Regions from separate parts of the Homo sapiens genome. Here region 2 is linked to region 1. Evidence: chromatin loops called from intact Hi-C (ENCODE). Cell type or tissue: OCI-LY7. All regions are shown on one strand. Links, peaks and the distances in the headings refer to the core of each region. The heading gives the core; the rest is flanking DNA. Region 1 overlaps DIP2C (disco interacting protein 2 homolog C). Region 2 overlaps DIP2C (disco interacting protein 2 homolog C).

Region 1 (9,769 bases), core at 4,329-6,828:
TTAAGAAGTAAATGCTATGTTCTTTTTTCCTCATACTTCTCCGTGTTTAAGCAGCATTGAAGGATAAGGCACTAGTAGCACCTTGGTTTGGAAACAATCTTGTTGGTTATTTTACGTTGAATCTGATATTAAGGTTGCCTGGTAACAGAAGTTTTCCTTTAACGACATGGAACTCTGTTGAATCTGTTGCCCCATTGGCTGAGCCGCCTGAAATCAGTGCTGTGGCAGCTGAAGAGGCCGCTTCCCCTTGGAGGAAGCCGCTGGATTGGCAGGACACACCGCCCTTGATTGAGGCGAGTTTGCAGGAACTCCACGCTGGCACCTGCTGCTCTCTCCTGCCCCCTGCTGGCTGGCCAAGCAGCATCGCGACAGTGTGTTCAGCGTGAATGTTCACTGGGGCAGGCCAAGGCTTTTGTTCCAGAAACACCGACTTCAGAAACGGCTGTGTGTATTGAGCATGGCAAGAAAGACTTACGTGTGTCTTAAACCTCTTGAACAAAGCACGTCGATGTTTCAACTGCATCTCGAAGGCTAATAGACTTTGCTGTGGTCAATATTCAGGAGAAAATAGGTTTTAATGAGATAAAGACATGAGTGGCAAGTGACATGTTTGTGCCCCCGTATGACTAAGTGATGTCCTGGCTGTCCCACACCACCAGCTCTGAGCAGCCAGCATGCAGATATTGGGTCAATTTAGATATCCCTGATCTTTACGGAGGTTTGATCAGGCAGCTCAAGAGCAGATAAACACAAATGCTGACTGGAAACCCCGGCACACGGAGGCGCTGGAAACAGCAGGCTGCTGTTAACGTCACAGTGAGATGCAGTCAGCTGCTCTCTCAGGGGTGTCAGCTTCTTTTGCTTCTAGATTTCCGTCTGTGCTGCAATAGAGTTTTGTTCAGCTTATCCCCATTGCTCTGCTGTCTTCGCTGTTAAAATCTCAGCCAGCACTTGGCTCTGACCCTGCAGTAATTTCACTGTGCGGCTGCCCAGGCCTGCCTGGCACGGCTGTAAAGCAGGCGAGAGCTTTCCGGAAGGTGGTCACGAGAACCCCAGGCGGGAAAGAGCGTTGCTGGTCCACATACGGCAGTGCACCTGCAGCTGAGCATGTACGTGCACGTTCAGGCTAAATATAGGTGCAGGAGAGAAGAAAACTGCCTATGATTAGTCACTTAAAATGCCGAATACCCAGCCCCTGAGACCCTAGGACACAGAGCAGGGGTCTTGGAGACGGCAAGGTGTGTTGAAGTCTGGTTTTATCATTTAGTTTCTCCAAGCAGCATTTTCCTCATCTCTAAACTGGGGCTAACAACTGCCCCACATAGATTTGTGAATGGAACCAATGAGTGTAAAGTGGGGTAGCCCCCAGGACCTAGAAGGGACTCAGTCAGTTTCAGTGGTCATGCGTGTTGTACGGGTCCCCCAGGAAGGCGATTGCTACAGATAACTCCCTCCGTTCGATGTCACTGAATGTTAAAGTGGGACCTTGGCTTCTGATGTGTCTGGTTTGCTGCAGGCCGCGCTGCACCCCGTGGTTCCTGAGCCCTGGGCTGAAGTAGCCCTGCTGCATTGCCTGTGCCACTTTTGCTGTGAAAGGAGAACTCCTGCCCTGGGAAGCTTCCTCTTGCTGCTTAGCCTGATGAGCACCACAGGCTGCAGCGAGACCCATCTGAAGCGTGGGTTGGGAGGAGACTGCGGCGGCCCTGTCCTCTCCAAGCTGCTCTCCATGCCGAAGCGTGGGCTGGGAGGAGACTGCGGCGCCCCGTCCTCTCCAAGCTGCTCTCCAGGATGGGAGCGACTTTGTGGGGTTTGTCGGCCCTTCTCTGAGGTGTCCTGTGTCTCATGGATCTGCTTATGAGCCCCCTTAGATGCCTCTCTCTCGTCTGGACGAGCACCCTCCAAAACACTGCCTACCACCCGGATCTCCTGGCGCAGAGTGAGGTCACACCTGCAGCCCTTACCGCACAGAGTCCCTGAGATATTCGGCAAGAATGGGAATGGGCTGTGTGTGAGTTTCCGCTGCGGAAGCCGGCTCTGCTCCGTAGTCTGTCTTTGGGGTGTGGGATGTTCCGACCTGCTGTGTCCATCTGGAGCTGCCTCGGGGTGGGAGGGGGAGCAGCGCGGATGGATCCAGGGAAGGACCTGGTTGAATCCCAGCTGCTCACATACTTGTTGCTGGTCTTGGACAAGCTCCTTAGTGTCTCTGAGCTTCAGTTTGTCTGTAGGAGGAGGATGCTGCAGAAGTCTGAAGATATCGGTGCGTGCGGGAATACCTGGCGCGGTTAGGACGGGTTTTCCTTCAGTCTCCTCTATGCCCCTCCCCGGGTGAATCAGTATCCACGCGTGCCACCAGGGAATTACAGTCAGTCTAAAAAACCAATCGACCCCTAGTTGTATGGTCAAGCATCGTGAGTGTCCTTGCCAGGAAATGCCACTAGATATCTTGGGCCTGCTCGTCTGTCCACAGCAGTCCCTGGAACAGGCCGGTTCAGGACATGGGAGGTGGGAGTCAGTGTTCTAGCGAGGACAGGCTGAAGTTAAAAGGCTCATTTACTCTGTGAAGGGGTGCCCAGGATGAGACATCCAAGAGGTGCCAGGTGGCTGACCCTGGAGGTGGACGGTCGGGTCAGAGTGGCCGCCTTCCAGCACTGCTGTTGGAACAGCCGTGTTTTCGAGTGATGCCTTTTTTGGGTCATGCAGCCCTGATCAGTAGTACACAACTTCCCATCTCCAGCCAGTCTCGTCTCGCCATCTCCTGTATGTGCGGTACAGTTGCCTTTAAGTGGCTTCTTCTGGACGCTGCGGTTAGGGTGGCAGCAAGCAAACATGGGAGGCTTTTTTCTTACGTTGACCAAAATACGTGGGGCCAGCTTTGCATGATCCCATTCAGCATCACACTTGTCCATCAGCCACTCACCCATCCATCCATCCCAGAGAGTCCTGGACCAGACCATTGAGTGGTCTTTGCTGCGAAGAGCTTAGCGGCTCACAGGAAATCCGGAACCAGCACAATGGTAACAGTGCAGCAGGACCTGTCATTTATCAAGGCAGTATGCTGGGCCGGATGCGGTATGAAATTATCCAGTTAGGTAAGCACTGTTAGAATTAACCCCCTTTTGCCTACCAGGAAATCGAGGATGGGGGCATTAACGCTGGGGAGCAAGGGAGTAAGGGCACACATGGAGGGGCTGAGGGCCTGGGCACTCTGAGCCTGTGGATCTGCGCCCAGGCTGCACGGGCACCGGAGATGCTGCTCTGGAGTGGGTGAGGGGCTCTGGGGAAAAGATGGAGCCTGACATGGGTAAGATTTGGATATTTTCAGAAGAGATTTTCAGCCTGGAATGAGGGTGTAAGTGACTGAATCGCGGTGGTGAGCCAGAAAGCCTGGCTGCACGAGCTCCTCTGTGGCGTGAGGGAGGAAGGCGTTGGGGGAAGGTGGCTGAGCAGAGGTGCTGGGTCATCAGGAGCTGCTCTGTGCTTGGAAAGGGAGGGAAGGGCAGCACCCTGCACTGGAAGAGCACAGAGACGTGGTTGCAGCTCTTCCTGACCAGGACAGGCACAAATGGTGCTGATGATACAACGCATGGACTCTGTCTTCAGAAAAAGATTGTGGAAAAGTCTTCTCCTGTCTTTTAAAACTTGGGCCCCTCATTTAAACTTGGTGGCCTCAGGTGAATGGTCAGGAACAGTTTCTGAGGATGATGCAGAGATTGTCTGCAGCCTCTGATTGTGCTCAGGTTTTCACAGATGGGGTGGGACATGGGCACTGGGCTGGAATGCTCTAACCTTCGATCTTCAATCGTCAGTACTGAAAGGAATGTGCGGGAACAAACTCACCTGTGCGCATATGTATCGTTTTCAAAGACGGACGAGCTTTTGGGAAATATCTAAAGATTTCAAGTTTTGAAGGAAGCTGAGATGACACTGGAAACATCAGGAATCTTGGCTGATGACCAGGTCCGTCACCGCGCACACAGTCCCTAACCTCGCACGCCTCTGATTGGACACAGCGGGTGACCGGGTCCCTAACCTCACACACCTCTGATAGTGCACAGCGAGTGACCAAGTCCGTAACCTCACGCCTCTGTGCATAGCGGGTGACCAGGTCCCTAACCTCAAAAGCTTCTGATTGGGCACAGCTGGTGACTAGGTCTGTAACCTCGCACAGCTCTGGTTGGACACAGCGGGTGACCAGGTCCCTAACCTTGAAAGCTTCTGATTGTGTGCAGCTGGTGACTAGGTCTGTAACCTCATACGTCTCTGATTGGACACAGCGGGTGACCAGGTCCGTAACCTCACGCCTCTGTGCACAGCGGGTGACCAGGTCCCTAACCTCAAAAGCTTCTGATTGGGCACAGCTGGTGACCAGGTCTGTAACGTCGCATGGCTCTGACTGCACAGTGGGTGACCAGGTCCCTAACCTCGCATACCTCTCATCGTGCACAGCGGGTGACCGGGTCTGTGACCTCACACCTCTTATCGTGCACAATGGGTGACCGGGTCCGTGACCTCACACCTCTTATCGTGCACAGTGGGTGACCAGGTCCTTGACCACACGCCTCTCGTCTTGCACAGTGGTTGACCGGGTCCATGCCCTCACACCTCTGATCATGCACAGTGGGTGACCAGGTCTGTGACCTCACACCTCTGTGCACAGTGTGTGACCATGTCCATAACCTCACACCTCTGATCATGCACAGCTGGCGGGTGCAGGACCCACTTCAGTGAGGGGCTCGTTTCCTGGGTGTGAGGTGGGAACGTTGCGTGGCTCGCTAAGCCCCTCCTCCGTGCTTTGGGGGCTCCAGGCTGTGGCCGGCAAATAGAATGTTGTCCCGGGAGGCCACTGTGTGTTGGGGGATAGGAGGCAGCTGCAGACTGCAGGAGTGCCCAGCCCCTTGGTGCAGGGTGGTGTAGGCATGCGTGTTGCTGGGAGTGCCTTCTGCATGTGAGTACTGGGGATTCTATTCTGGTACGTTGGCGTATCATTCAGCGTCCCCATCACATTTGAGATGAACTGTGCTCTGTGAGTGGCCCTGCCCTGGGTCATGACCACACGCTGGACTTGAGCTGTGGGAGCCACATGGACAGTTGAAAGCCTCAGACCCCAGGGCTACACACACTGAGATTTCCCAACTGCCTCTCCCCAGGCCTTGGGCTGATCCCCCTTGCTGCTGCTGTCCCAACCCCTGACATGGCACAGCTTCCCTCTCAGAAGATGTCATGCAGCTTGTCTGCTCTTCATAAATCTTATGCACATTTGGATGCCTTAGCTTCATGCAGAAGTCCTGCAAGCAGGAGAAAATGGAGCCTTGACTCTGGGCTGGTGGTCTCCAGGCATCTCTCTCCAGCTGCATCCCAGCAAGTCAAGGTTATTTAAATGTGTCTTCCGAAGGGTAACGAGCATGGGAAGCATGTCAATGCCATGCAGTGTGAGGTGGTTCTGGGAATAACAGTACCTAGCAGCACATACCAGCACTCCCTTGTGCTGCCAAATGTGACATCGTGTAGATGTCACAACCTCCTTTTGTCACCTGCGTTCCTAATCCCCTGGATTTCTCAGCTTCTTTACTTCTCCAGGAGAAAACCTGCCCCATTGTCCTGTTACCTCTGAAAGGGAGTTTTTACAGCAGGAGATGATGCTGTAGCTGTCAGTGTAGGCACATGCAGCATCCTACTGTTGTCAGGTGCGCCCAGAGGAAATATGGCTGGGCAGGTGGTCCCCATCTCCTGTGGTGTCAGGGGCACCCACAGGAAGCACAGCTGGGCAGGCAGCTCTGTCTCCCTGGTGTCAGGTGCACCCAGAGGAAATATAGCTGGGCAGGTGGTCCCCATCTCCTGTGGCGTCAGGGGCACCCACAGGAAGCACAGCTGGGCAGGTGGCTCCATCTCCCTGGTGTCAGGTGCCCACAGAGGGAATATAGCTGGGCAGGTGGTCCCCATCTCCTGTGGGGTCAGGGGCACCCACAGGAAGCACCGCTGGGCAGGCAGCTCCATCTCCCTGGTGTCAGGTGCACACAGGAATCACAGCTGGGCAGGTTGTTTATTGCCAGGAAGTACAGCTGGGGATCAGTCGAGAGCCTCAGGCAGGGGGTTAATAGATTGGAAAGGTTGAGAACCTTGGCTTGATCACTAACACACAAATTGTGGCAGTAGAAGGTGGAGATGCCCCTGTCCGTTCCTCAAATGTTTTGCTTTCTCCTGTTTCCTGAAGAGCGTCTTGTTGCCTCCTAAGATAGCTCCTGCGTGTATATCTGTATATCCTTGTAGAGGGACTAGAGACACTGCTGGGAAGTTAGTGACTCTGTGTTGATGAGGTGCCGGTTATTAGTCTGTTGCCTTAAAACATCAGCAATTGGAATTGCTCCTCGGAACATGACTGGACCCGTTGCCGTTTTCTGTACAGTTTTCTTTTGGGGAGATGCACACGGTTCCGGGAAGGGTGCTGGGCTGCAGTAATATGGGTGTGGACACAGGTCCCATCAGAATAGTATCCCTTGGAGGGCAGGGTGGGGATCCCGCGGGTTCACGGCGGTTTTGCTGAATGAATGAATGAATGAATGAACGAACCTAGCACTGAGAGTCACATGAGCTCATATGGAAACAGCTTGGAGTGTTGAGAAATGGAGATTGAAGAGCTCACCTCTTCTCTGAGTATGACGGGGTCAGCACCGCTGGAGCTGAGGGTTTGACATGCAATGAAAGCCGTGATGCAGCCATAGTGCGATTTGGTTTATATAGCTATTGCCTTCTGTTATGAAGCTGAAAAGAACCAGGTTAGCGGCCACCTGCTACTCAGGCCTTATGCTTTCTTAGGAAACAGTAAGATGTACTAAATTTTTAGTGTTAAAGTGACAGAACATGGGAACACGGGAAGCGTCTCATCTTGTCACTTGTGACTTGGACACGGAGCCCGTGGGTGCTTCTCTCCATGGTCAGACTTGGTCATGGAGCCGTGGGTGCTTCTCTGCATGGTCAGACTTGGTCACGGAGCCGTGGGTGCTTCTCTGCATGGTCATCTTGCAGCTTCTGAGTCCCATCCTCGCTCTCCCGGCCTAAGGTGGCTGTGCTAGGGATCACACCTGCAGGTCTGACGGCAACATTGTGTGCTGGGTTTCTCTCCCAGGACTTCCAGGTAGTTCGTGCCTGGAATAGTTCCATGGTAGCAGGGTATCAGCGGGTGGCCAGCCTCGGCACGCCTGCATGGATTTGCCGTCTCGGGGGTGGGAGCCCCATGGCAGACGGCTGTTTCCCTTGCGTGCCTCTTCCAGCGTGGCCTTTATTCTCCACAGGGCGTTGGAACTGATTTTTGCACAACAGTGATTTGACAGTGATTGATACGCTGTGGGTCTCCAGCCCAAGGAGATGGGGATAAATACTCTTTATTGCTCTTTCATGCTCTGGTTAGGAAGGCAGTTAGGTTGAAGGCTGCAGTTACCACCTGTGTGTGTCGTGAGATGAAGAGAGAGTATTTCCATGAAATCCTCTCAGGTTACAGAATTAGACCAGTTGTATCTATAACCCAGAAGTTGAAAGCAGTTGACTTTAAGTGTGATCAGGAATCTGGAATTTAATTTCTGAGTAAAATAATTACTGTGGAAATGAGTCTTTGGACTTGGAATTGAAATCAATGGTTGTAAATTTAGGGTAAGTCACAGTAATGGGTTTAGACAAAACGTCTGATGTAGGCGGCAGAGATTTTCAGGTGTATATAGAACCGTGATGAAAACCATAGGGGACAAAGGAGGATTGTCCTGTCCTGAAAGATGTAAAAATGCGGTTACAAATGCAGACCTCAGTGTGCATATAGAGGCCAGCAAACGTTAACTCGGTGTTTGGCACAGCAGAGGGGTAAGAGCCGAAGGAATATTGCTGGATGTTCTTCAAATGACTCTTCCCTCTCAGGGTGGAAGCTGTGGTTAGCACCCACTGGTTTTGGGTCTGTCAGTGACGACTCCTGGATGGTCAGGTGGTGCTCTCAGAGAAAGAGGCTAGGAACACTTCCATGGTTTTCCGCCAGCTTTAAGATACATCTTTGTAGCCCTTGGTTCCATTTGTTTCTCCCTTGTAGTTTTATTTTGCTTGTTAAATTTATGTATAGTAGCACTGCCACTCTCTTTTGTGGTCAGTTCTTTTAGTTTCCGAGTGCTTATTATGTCCATCCACTTCATTGAAGTGTCTGTTCGATCTTTGCCAGTTTTTAAATTGGAACGTTTATTGTCCTGTTTCTTTCCCTTTCATGTAACTTTTAGCTTGTCTGCATCTACAGAAAGTCCTGGCAGGATTTATGTTGGAATCATGATAAGTCCGCAGGTCGGTGTCCTGGCGGGATTTATGTTGGAATCGTGGTAAGTCTGCAGGTAGGCATCCTGGCGGAATTTATGTTGGAATTGTGGTAAGTCCGCAGGTCAGTGTCCTGGCGGGATTTATGTTGGAATCGTGGTAAGTCTGCAGGTAGGCGTCTTGGCGGAATTTATGTTGGAATTGTGGTAAGTCCGCAGGTTAGTGTTCTGGCGGAATTTATGCTGGAATTGTAATAAGTCTGCAGGTCGGTGTCCTGCCAGGATTTATGCTGGAATTGTGGTAAGTCCGCAGGTCAGTGTCCTGGCGGGATTTATGTTGGAGTTGTGGTAAGTCTGTTGGTCAACGTGGAGAGAATTGGTGTCTTGACTGTGTTGCCGCTTCTCCTTGGACTCGTGGCTCAGTTGAGGTAGCTCTTTCCTTTCTTTCTTCAGTGTTTTGTGGTTTTCTTCATACACATCCTCTGTGTGCTTTGTTAAATGTATACCTAAGTGTTTTTTATACAGCTACTGTAAATAGTGTTGTTTTTAACATTTAGGTCCCAAATACTAATTGCCAATACGTAGAGTACACTTTGACTGTGTGCTGTGACTTGGCTGAACTCAGGTATTGGATCTAGGACTGACTTTTGTAGATCCCTTGGGAATTTTTATACGTAGGCTTTTGGTGTGACTTGAGTTTCCTCCTTTCTGTTTTCAGTTTCTTTGATTTGTGCTCATTATGATGTCTTTTTCTGGCTTTGAGTTTAACATAGAAGCTTAGATTATGGACCTGAGACCTTACTTTTTTCGAATATGAGCCTTTCGTCCTATGAGCTTACTTCCCATCATTATTTTGGCTGCATTTCATAGATTTTAATTTTTGTTTCAGTTCACTTGAAAAGTATTTTCCTTTGAACACTCATGGTGGTTTTATTTAGTTCACCCAAATCTCATTTTAGCAAAAGATAAAAATTCATGTAGGTTTAGTTCCTGTGTGTGCCTCATAATATCTTCACATTCTGTGCATTGACCAGTAAATGATTGGGCTTATCAGGGAGATGGTTGCATGGTATATTGGTGTTGTAAAAACTATGATGTGGGAATTTGAATGTTTTTGAGACAGGGTCACTATCACCCATGCTGGAGTATAGTGGTGGAATCATAGCTCAGTGCAACCTCGACCTCCCAGGCTCGAGCAATCCTCCCACCTCAGCCTACTGAGTAACTGAGACTACAGGTGCATGCTGTCATACCCAATTAATTAATTTTGTTTTTTGTAGAAATGGAGTTTCACTATGTTACCCAGGCTGGTCTTAGACTCCTGGGCTCAAGTGATCCTCCCACCTCAGCCTCCCAAAGCACTGGGATTACAGGTGTGAGCCAGCACACCTGGCCAGGAATTGAAGTGCCACGAAGGTGCAGAGGTTTTATGTTTTGTGTTCTGATATTGCCAAATACCTGGCACAGTGCCTGGCCTGTGGTCGGTGTGT
Region 2 (9,769 bases), core at 4,261-6,760, 220 kb after region 1:
GGATGTGTGAACATGATGCCTGTTATTTTTAAGCACTGTTGTTCCTTGTGATTTTAATGCTCTTATGTGCTTCACTGGTTGCAAAGTAAGTGGCAAGATATTAAAATCCCAACTTTGACAGTAACACTTGCCTCATCCTCTGTGTACCTTAGCTGCCAGGAAGCTGCAGACTAGACTCAGTCACAGCATCTCTGTTAATTAACTTGAAGTTTTTGAGTATTTAATTTCCCCTCTATCTTTGGGGATTTTTAAAAGCTTATTGTTCAGATGGTCTTATTATATTGGGTATTTTAAATGCTTCAAATTAATTTTGGAAGAAGGTGTAGTTTAAAATATTAAGTAAAAGTTTTGGTTGTTTTTTCAGCGGCACATTCATAAATGCCATCCTCACACGGTGAGCGTGGCTGTGCTGCAGCTCAGCTTTCCATGACCGGGTTTCCCTGCGTCCTGTTTGCTCCCCTTGAAATGCCACAGAGTTGGCACTGAGGACAGCACCAGCTCCGTCTGCATCTGGTCTGTCACGCTGGTTTTTGAGATTGAAGGTGCTGAGGATGCTGGACCCTTCAGGTCATGAGTGACCATCAGGCCAGTGCTGAGTAGTGGTGTGGGCAGGCAGGGTGGGCTCCCAGTGGATGCTCTGCTGACATCTGCATCAGATGCCCCACCCCAGGGCATTGGTCAGGGGCTCCAGCTGCACTGGTCCGAAGCAGTTGTCTTTCTGGCGGGGGCAGTGCTGCCGTATGCCGGCGCACTTCTGTTGGGGTAGAGAATGCTATTTGTTTCTTGGTTGTTTTGACGTCTCCAGAGCTGGGGTGCTGATGGATTCTCTGCCAGCTAGCGGGTGCTGCCAGGGGGTGGTGGTCCTAGGCAGAGGGCAGCTGTGCTCATCCGCCTTTGCATGGCTCAGACAAGGCTCCTTGCCCCTGGGTGAGAATCTCAGTTGGAGGAAGAAAGAGTCTCTTCTGTAGCTTTGCAGGGAAGGATTAGTGAGAAGTTCAACCATGGCTCTCTTTAGACAAATGATGAAAAACCTGATTATCTCAGCAGCACCTTCCCACCTGTTCCCAGGAGGCCAGACGTGTGATGCCAGGAGGCACGAATGAAGAATGAAGACCTCACAGACCTCTTGTGACAGCCATGCATTCGTTCCCCACTCGGTTGCACGGCGCCATCAGGGCTTCAGCCTTCCGAGACGTCGCTTCTAGCAAAACAGGTTGCTAAGTTTGAGTCCATTTGAGGGCAGTTCAAGGACAGGGCAAGTTAGAGGCTAGTAGCAAGTTCCCTCATGTCAACTCTCTATCTCTGCTTTTCTAGCAAAAGTCCGAACTTCAAGTCCACTTGACAGCGTAGGATGAAAAGACAGTTTATTCCCCGCAAGTCCAAGATTTATACTGGACTGGAGAAGAAATAAGGGGTGAGACAGAGGCCAGGCTGGAAGAGTTTATTCAGACACACAGTTAAATTGTAACCTTGATGTGAAAGTAGGTGCACTGTTTAAAACCAACTTTCACCTAGGGAAGGGTGTCAGCAGTAATGGTTCGTGGAGCCGATTTGGGCAGCAGTAATGCACGTTGGAGGCAGCAAGAAAAGTGGCACAAAGTTCCGGATCTGGAGCTGACAGGTTTCCTCAGCCCTGAGTTGTCTAAAGCTGACTTTGCAGTGTGACCTGAGCGGCAGGTGCTCTCACAGAAGGTGAGCTCTGCTGGACGCCAGCCTCGGCACAATGGCTCTTGGAAGATGAGAGTCTTCTTACAGCATGACTTGGTCCTTTTGGTGGCTCAGTCACACTTCCCGCAGGAGAGGGCCAGCCTGGCTGAGCCTGTATTTCTCCCTCCCCCATGGAGTCCTCCTGCTCCCCTCTGGCTCCCGGAGTCCACAGACCTCTGCATCTCCCTCCAGCAGCCCACCTCTCGTGTGCCAGGCAACGCCTTGGTGTTAACCTTACAACCTGGTTCTAACTGAGAAGTGTTAATAACCCCAGCTACTTATAACTCACGCACCACAAGCACTTCAGATTCATAGCTCATTTAATTTGCCCAAACCTGGAGATGTCTGCATATGATCCCCAGTTTGAGAAAGTCAGCACCGAGCAGCACACTTTGACCCGGGTCTTAACTCAGCCCACTCTGTAACTGTGGAGAACACTACTTTTGAGAACAACCAAGATCACCTGGTTTCATTTCTATGAGTTCTTTGCACATGGAGGGAATCAGCCCTCTGATGTGTATGTTACAAATATATCTCCTAGTTCTTTAGGAAGACATCTCTTCTGCCCTTAGATACGGGGTAGCTTTTTTCCTCTCTTGGCTGTGTGGATATTGTTCCCCTTGGTGTAGAAGAAGGAATTCCTGTGTGGCATTTGCTAGCAGGATATTTAGCTTTTTCATCCAGCACCGACCTGAGTGATTTAGCACCCTGTGCCTGTTTTCATACAAAACACACCTTTTTCACATGAACCAGAGAGGGAATTCTTGATGATCTTCCGTGTTTTCAACACTTCAGACAAGGTTCTCAGCTGAGATTCCGTCTTGCTTCGCTTCCTGAGGCTTAGGATCAATATGGGGGCAGAGGCTGGAGAGAGTGAAGGACATACGGCCGGAGGGTGAGGCACTGGCCAGCACACACCTGCCCAGAGCCTCACCTGTCTTGTTTTCCTCCATGCCCCCTTAGTGGCTGGGCACAGGCCAAGGTAAAAACACACAGGGATGGAGATAAGGAAGATCTGGGAATGCTGCACAGCCTGGGCCCTGCCTGGCAGAGCCCTGGGGCATTTGCCCATCACTTTTATAACTCCAGAGCCTTGTTTCCTGAGTGACCCCCTTACCCTGTCTGAAGTCATCCCTGTAGCGACAGCTCCCAGAGCTGCCAGGTGCATCTGATTCCGGCCAGCGACAGGATCTCAAACGTCCTAAAGTAGAGATGACTGAGGATTGGCCGCAGAAATGGAGATGGTGTGTCCTAAACAGCCCTCGGTTTTGGCTGAGTTTCACTCCTTGGCTGGTCACCTGGCCTTTGTAGGATGCTGAGGTGGGGGCCTCTGACCCCCTCCTAGTTCTTTCCCTCTCCTCATCATCTCCAGGTGCCCCTTTCTCACCGCTGCCCCGGCCAGCTTGGCCTGGCTTCTCTACTGCTGTCTTCATTTGGGGTGAAGCCCACGGTTCGCTGGCTTTTGACTCCACTTGGCCGCTCAGATCAGGGCACATCTGCGGGCCTCCTGGCACGGAGGAAGGAGTCAGCATCATTGTCCTGGCATGGCCATGTCCTGCCGACATCCCAAGTATGTGCATGCCACCTCTGGCTGTGAGCTTCTCCGTGGTCAGTGTCCAGAGGAGAGCACATTTGTGTTGCACCGCAAATTCTAGGTATTCTCATGGCAAGTCCTGAATTAGCATAATGCTACCAGGCTCCTAAAAGTTCTTTAGTTTCTTGCAATTCTGTGTTAAAACAGCCAGTTAAGGCATTTTTGGAGGTTAGCGTCATCAAGCCTATCGGCGTGTTCCGTAAGAGTTTGAATCATGTGAGCTGTTTGGCAGCCCTCATCAGCTGTTGGCATCAAGGTTTCCATTTAAGACAGACACCACAGAGTTAATGGTTGTCATCTGATCTGAAATGGCTCCAGTAAGTCTTTCTCCCTCATCAGACTCCTGCTGATGCACACAGGCACCCTCCCCAGCGTCTCCTCTCTGTTCTCCCGCAGAGGAGAAAGTGCTGCTGGCCTTCCCTGTTTCCGCCACAGAGGATCCTCCCCGGCACGGGTGCTTCTGTCTGCAGCAACCGGAGAAGACACAGCAGGCTGGGGGGAGGAATTGTCCTGTGGCCTCAGTCACTCAACAGCCAGAGGAGATGGTGCCCCTGGCTGCAGACAGCCCTAGGTCTGGCAGGAGCAGTGCAGCCACATGTCTGGCACGTGGAGGACGTCAGGCCGGTGCCACCTACCACACTGCTGGGTGCCTCCCACTGTGGCAGCAGAAACACCCCCATTCCCAGAGGGGTGCGCACCCTCCGTGGCCTCCCTCGTGCCACGCAGAGGGCTGTGCTGGACTGGTCCCTCAGGGCCCGGAGACACTCAGGCTTCTTTCTTGGTACCTCCTGCCCCTTCCCTACCCCTCATCCTCCTTCTTGGTACATCTGTCAGTTACAGAGGAAGACTGCTGTGTCGAGTGCATAAGAGTGGGTTCTTGGTGTGTTTCAAATCTCAGTGAGGGCTGGGCATGGTGGCTACACCTGTAATCTTGGCAGTTTCTGAGGCTGAGACAGGAGGATCATCTGAGACCAGGAGCTTGAGACCAGCCTAAGCAACATAGTGAGATCTCCTCTCTACAGAAACTTAAAAGTTATCCAGATGTGGTAGTACACACCTGTAGCCCTAGCAACTCAGGAGGCTGAGGTGGGAGGATTGCTTGAGGCCAGGCGGTCAGACTGCGATGAGCCATGATTGTGCCACTGTACTCCAGGTTGAGTGACAGAGCGAGACCCTGTCTCTTTAAAAAAAAAAAAACATCACTGGGGGATGGTAGGAAGGGTGTCTCAGGAGCCCACAGGCCCCCTGCCCGCACCCTGTCCCCAGGTGGGAGGCATGTCGTCCTGTGATTCACCATCTTCAAGCCTTCAAGCACTTTCTCCTTTGCTTTATTTTGTTTAAATAAAAAAAATTGCCCCTTAGGTGAATGAAGAGTGTGATGGTCCACTAGGCACCTGGTAAAAATGCAAAACCAGTAGTGAAGGCCTCAAAATAAATAATGCACCTGGGAGGACTGTTAGCGAAGCTCTGGTTGTGGCCTGCTGCGATGTCCTTGGCAGTTCTTAAGATTAAATTATCATTATGTATTCTTTGAAGTAAGAGTTTCTTTTCTGAGTACCTTTGCCGTCAGGGCCCAGCAATTCTCTCTGCTCCTGTGGCTGCGATGCACGCGCTGTCTTGGGAGGGCTCTCGGCCGCTGCACACCTGGCCCTGCCTTCCACCCGCAGGACAGCCGTCGGTGCTTGAGGACCAGGCAACACAGTCGTGGGTGACCCGCAGCTCTTTCAAGGAAACTCTGTAATCCGTGTTCTTTTCCTTTTCTGAAAATGCTAAGTGGACTCATGGTTACTTTCAGCTCAGAGTCATTTTCCCAGTTACTTTGCAGGTTTGAGAGATGCGGCTTCATCTGCCTTCTCTGTGGCCCTCGCTTCGGGTTCAGTTTCCTCTGCTGCTGGGCTGCTCTTTCTGCAGCTTCGTCCTTGCTGTTGGATGATGCTCAGAATCAGCTTTCCCGGACAGCTGCCAGGCTCGTGACCTCGTGTGAATTGGTGAAGGGGAAAACTGGACAGCAAACACATCTAGGAATATTTTCTCTTTCTGTTTGCAGAGTCCGCTTAGTGGAAAGAGGATCCCCTCATAGTCTGCCCCTGATGGAATCGGGAAAGGTAAGTATTATAGGAAGAGGCACGCATTTCTGTATCCGTTCGCTTCTGACTGTATGGGCTTTGAAATTTTAGGAAATGTATTTTTTAGAATGTTTTTTCCAAAACAATTTCTTGAAAGTAACATATCAGTGAGTATAGAAACTCAAAATAACAGTGTTTTAAACAAGTTAGACTTTTTTCCTCAGGTAAAAGTTAGGAAATAGGCATCTCCTCCTCCATGAAGCCAGCAGAGGCCCTGGTGCCTTCAGCCTCGTTCTGCGCATTGGAGCCCAATTACCAGGGGCCCCTCAGGAGCTGAAGCGGCTGCTTCCGCTCCAGCCATCATTTCCACATTCCAGCCAGCAGGAGGAGAAACAGAAAAAGAAGAGAACAAAGCATGCAGACCATAGAGAAGGTTCCCAAGCTGTCCTACACTGAAATTCCATTGATCAGAATGTGGTCACATGGCCACACCTAGCTAAAGGTTGGGAACTATTGAGATATCAATTCTGAATATGTAAAGGCCTACCTAAAAATCAGGGTATCTATTACTATGAAAGTAGAAAAGAATGGTTAACAAGAGACAACCAGTAGTTTCTGCCACAGTGGGTGTGTTTTTTGTTTCTGTTTTTGTTTTTTTGTTTTTTTACTAGAACTAAAGGGCAAGAAAGATATTTAAACACCTAAATAAAGACTCTTTTTTTTTTTTTTTTTTCCGTTTCGGCCCCAGTTGTCAGATTCCTTCTCCATTGACATAATTCTAAGAGCATCTCATGTTGCTTCTATTATAAAGTTGCCTGCATGGCTGCAAGTTAGAATGCTTCACAGAGTTGGTTCCAACAGTAGGAATGTGCTCACCATCCATCCTAACAGTCTGGCGGACCATAGTCAGCAGCAGAATCCAGAGCCCTGAAATCTCACTTCAGACTTAAGTGAGATTTAACAGTGTGACTATTCCAAGACGTTCTGTGTTTTTACCATAAAATGTTTTGCCTTTATCTCAATCATAAATGTTAGATGAGCTGATCTGAGGCAGGCTATATTCAGGATTTCCAGAATAAACCTTTGATTCCTTATATAAGTGGTATCAGTGGAATGTGAGATATTTCTAAGGTAAACTTTAAGAAGGAAATTCTGGCCAGAGCCAGTGTCTCATGCCTGTAATCCCAGCACTTTGTGGGGCTGAGGCTGGAGGGTTGCTTAAGGCTACAGTAAGCTGTGATCATGCCACTCCAGCCTGGGTGACAGAACTAGACCCTGTCTCAAAAAAAAAAAGAAGGAAATGCTTAGTACTGACATCTATTACAGTAAAAGATGTTTACCTGCAGGAAAAAGTTCCCCAGTATCTTGAGTTGAAAATTCGGTGGAGATGAGCTGGAGATCCACACGGACGTTCTAACGAAAACCTGCAGACTTCACCAGCAGTTGACCCACAATCTTTCCCTTCTGGCACCACCAGAGCAGCTGCCTACTATATCATTTTGCCAAAAGCATTTTGGGTTATCTTCGAGTCCATGCTTACCCCTGAAAACGTCACTATGTGACTCCCTTCCTTCAGCGATTACTGCAAGCATCACCCTCCATCCATGTGTGTGCCATGATGTGAGATGTAATATTGACTCTATGTAAATATCTTAAATAACTTCATTGAAACAACTGAAAATTCCCATTTTTCAAGGTCAGGCTGTGTTAAACATTATATCATTTACCATGTTTTTGTTCAAACATTATTTTCATGATTTTCAATAGATTTCTCTTAGCTTTATTGAGGTATGACTGACAATCAAAATGTTTAATTTTGAGGTCACCATAACAGCATACAATATTGACAGTTACAGTGAGAATGTGATTGTGAGGCTGTGATTGTGAGGCTGTGGTTGTATAATGGGTCATAACTATGTGGCATATAGTTTTGATTTAATTGCTTTCTAAACAGTCTTGAAAGGAAATGGCATAAAGATGAGATTGAGGTTGGCTTGTGTGTAGTCTCTCCCTGTATTCCTCCCATTGACAAGAGACTTTTCCTCTCCCAAATAGATACTTCCAGGGGTTCGGATTATAATTGCCAACCCAGAAACAAAAGGACCGCTGGGGGACTCACACCTTGGAGAGGTGAGTTGAGTGTCCTCCGAGATCCAGGTTACTTTTCTGTTATGTATCCTTGGCTTGCCTTGACACCATCAGAACTGCTCACATGCCCTCCATCTGCCACACACCGGTTTGAGCTGAGTGAGTTATGATTGCCTGGGAAATAGCGTGAGGTAAGCTTTATGGCTCAAATGAGTCCATGAAAGCTCACAATTACAAAATGGCACTTCCTTAGGGAAGTATAATAGATTGTCCTCAAATAATTCTGAAAAGATTTAAACACATAATGTGTATGGACTGAGTTTCTTTATTTCTTGGCTCTTGAGTTTGCTTTCCACGTTCCTGCTTTTATTACTGAGAAGTCCTTCACCAGGAAAGTGGCAGAGACCTCCACAGGAAGTAGTGTACAAACAACAGCATCAGGACACAGTAGCCAAGAGATCATGTGTTTATTTCAGATCAGAAAGCAAACAGTGGAACTTGACACCTTTGCCTCATTGTGTTCAGAATGAGCCCGCCCTGGCTGGCTCTTAACTCCCTGCCACTGTGCCCCTCCGCACTGGCGGGATGCAGCTAGAGAAAGACGCCTCGTGGAGCTGTGTGGCCTTGGTCTCCTCTCTTGACACCTCATCTCAAGCAGGCCCTGGCACTGCTGGGCGTCCCCAGTCCGAGAGGCCACTTGTCTCATGCGTCCTCCTTCCGCCGCATTCTCTCTGGCACTGAGCTTCCTGCTTCTATGAGGAAGCAGAGGGCACTGGAGAAGAGCATGTCTGGAGCCAGCCTCCTCCCACGGTGGCAGCACGTGTGCCCTCCCTCCGGTTACCCCGGCCTGCCGTGCCGTTGGACAAAGCCCCATGTCTGGCCAAGGACACCCTCACTCCCCTTATCACCTGTCCTGTCCCATGAGGCGCCCCCCTTCCTGAATGGCTCCCAGCAGCACATGTGGGAGGCGTGCTAAGAACTGGCATCTTATAAACAGCACCAGCCCTCCTCCTCCTCAGCCCTGGACGCATCCCCAGCACATGCAAGAGCACGTTTCTACACGCACGTGGGTGAACACCTGACCAATGAGCAAGCCCTCCCCAGTTCTCACGTCCCAGCTTGCTTTGCTTCTTGGGCCTTGTGTTTTTTTTTTTTTTTTTTGGCCCCTCACTTGACCTCTCTCAGTCACATACATGAAAGATCAGAACTGCGGAGATAAAATTCTGTGCAGCTCTCACTTAGGAGTTTCCTTTAAATGTGTTCCTAGAAACAAAGCTGGAAGCAGAGCCTGCTTCTCCGGCACCTGGAGGGTGTCCTCACGGGTGCTGCCCGAGACGTAGGCTGGGCCAGGGTCAGAATTCTCTTCCCTCTGAGGGTGGCCAGAACTGGCGAAATTTCCAGGGTGACTTTCTTATTAAGAATGTGTGTTTTTTCCGCTTTATGAGGTTAATTGAGAAAGTTATATAAATTAAGGAATGCACTGTGATGCTTTGATGTATATACATATTATGAAACAGTTACCACGACCGAGTTCTATTATCCATCAGCTCACATTGTGTGTGTGTGTGTGATGAGAACATTTAGGATCTATTCTGTTATCAAATTTCAATTAAGTGATATAGTATTATTAACTGTAGTCACCGCACTACATTTTCTCCCCATAACCTGTTTGCCCTCTAACTGAGGGTTTGCACCCTTGCCCGTCATCTCCCCCTTGCCACTCTGAAGTCCCGGCTAACCACCGTTTACCCTCCGCTTCTATGAACTCAGCTTTTTAGATTCCACATGAGTGAGGTGGTGCAGTATTTGTCCTTCTCTGTTCTGGCTTCTCACTCAGCACAACGTCTTCCAGGTACATCCATGCTGTTGCAAATGGCAGCATTTCCTCCTTTTTTATGGCTGAGTAATATTCAGTTGCCTTAATGAGAATTTTCTTTGTGTTAGGGAACAGAGGACGGCTGTCATTTCCCTGATCTGATGGTGCACTGTCTCTCTCAGTTTCACTTTTTCATTTGTTGTGCAGGCAGTGAGTGCCTGCCATATGTGAGGCACTGCTCTGGGGACGTGGGTGCAGTACTAAACCAGTTTCTGACTTCCTGGAACTTGACCACTTTTCATTGTCAGTAAAATAATGGAAACAGCCAAGCCCAGAATGTCTCCACAGCAAACACTCCAGAGTCTACAAGGCCCTGCCTCTCCTGACCCTTGCTGTGTGGGCACAGCTGCGTGGGCATCTGTGGAACTTCACTGGTTTTGCTTTTACCCAGCCCTGTCCATGGTTCTCCGTAACCCACGTGGCTATCGCTTTGACTCA

What was found. Hi-C counts contacts between places; a loop is a spot of excess contacts. Peaks named below come from ENCODE experiments on the same cell type or tissue, not always from the same donor. Only the 100,000 strongest peaks of a DNase experiment are listed, where the experiment ranks them.
Region 2: a loop joins it to region 1, with 6 times the contacts of the local background. A loop is called at or near these places in 1 of 110 quality-filtered maps.

What each region holds. Positions count from the first base shown.
Region 1 is chr10:501,768-511,536 of GRCh38, reverse strand. All of the region lies in intron 1 of DIP2C (disco interacting protein 2 homolog C), which reads left to right. Among named protein-coding and RNA genes, the nearest start is that of DIP2C-AS2, 120 kb to the left of the region's middle. RefSeq lists an enhancer at 4,001-4,580. In OCI-LY7, for the core only: no CTCF peak of the experiment used is centred there; a DNase peak (open chromatin) is centred at 5,796; H3K27ac peaks cover 1,714 bases.
Region 2 is chr10:284,001-293,769 of GRCh38, reverse strand. It overlaps DIP2C (disco interacting protein 2 homolog C), which reads left to right. Exons shown (of 37, transcript NM_014974.3): 33 at 5,349-5,406; 34 at 7,423-7,497. Among named protein-coding and RNA genes, the nearest start is that of ZMYND11, 150 kb to the right of the region's middle. In OCI-LY7, for the core only: a CTCF peak has its summit at 5,803; a DNase peak (open chromatin) is centred at 4,789; H3K4me3 peaks cover 1,586 bases; H3K27ac peaks cover 1,452 bases.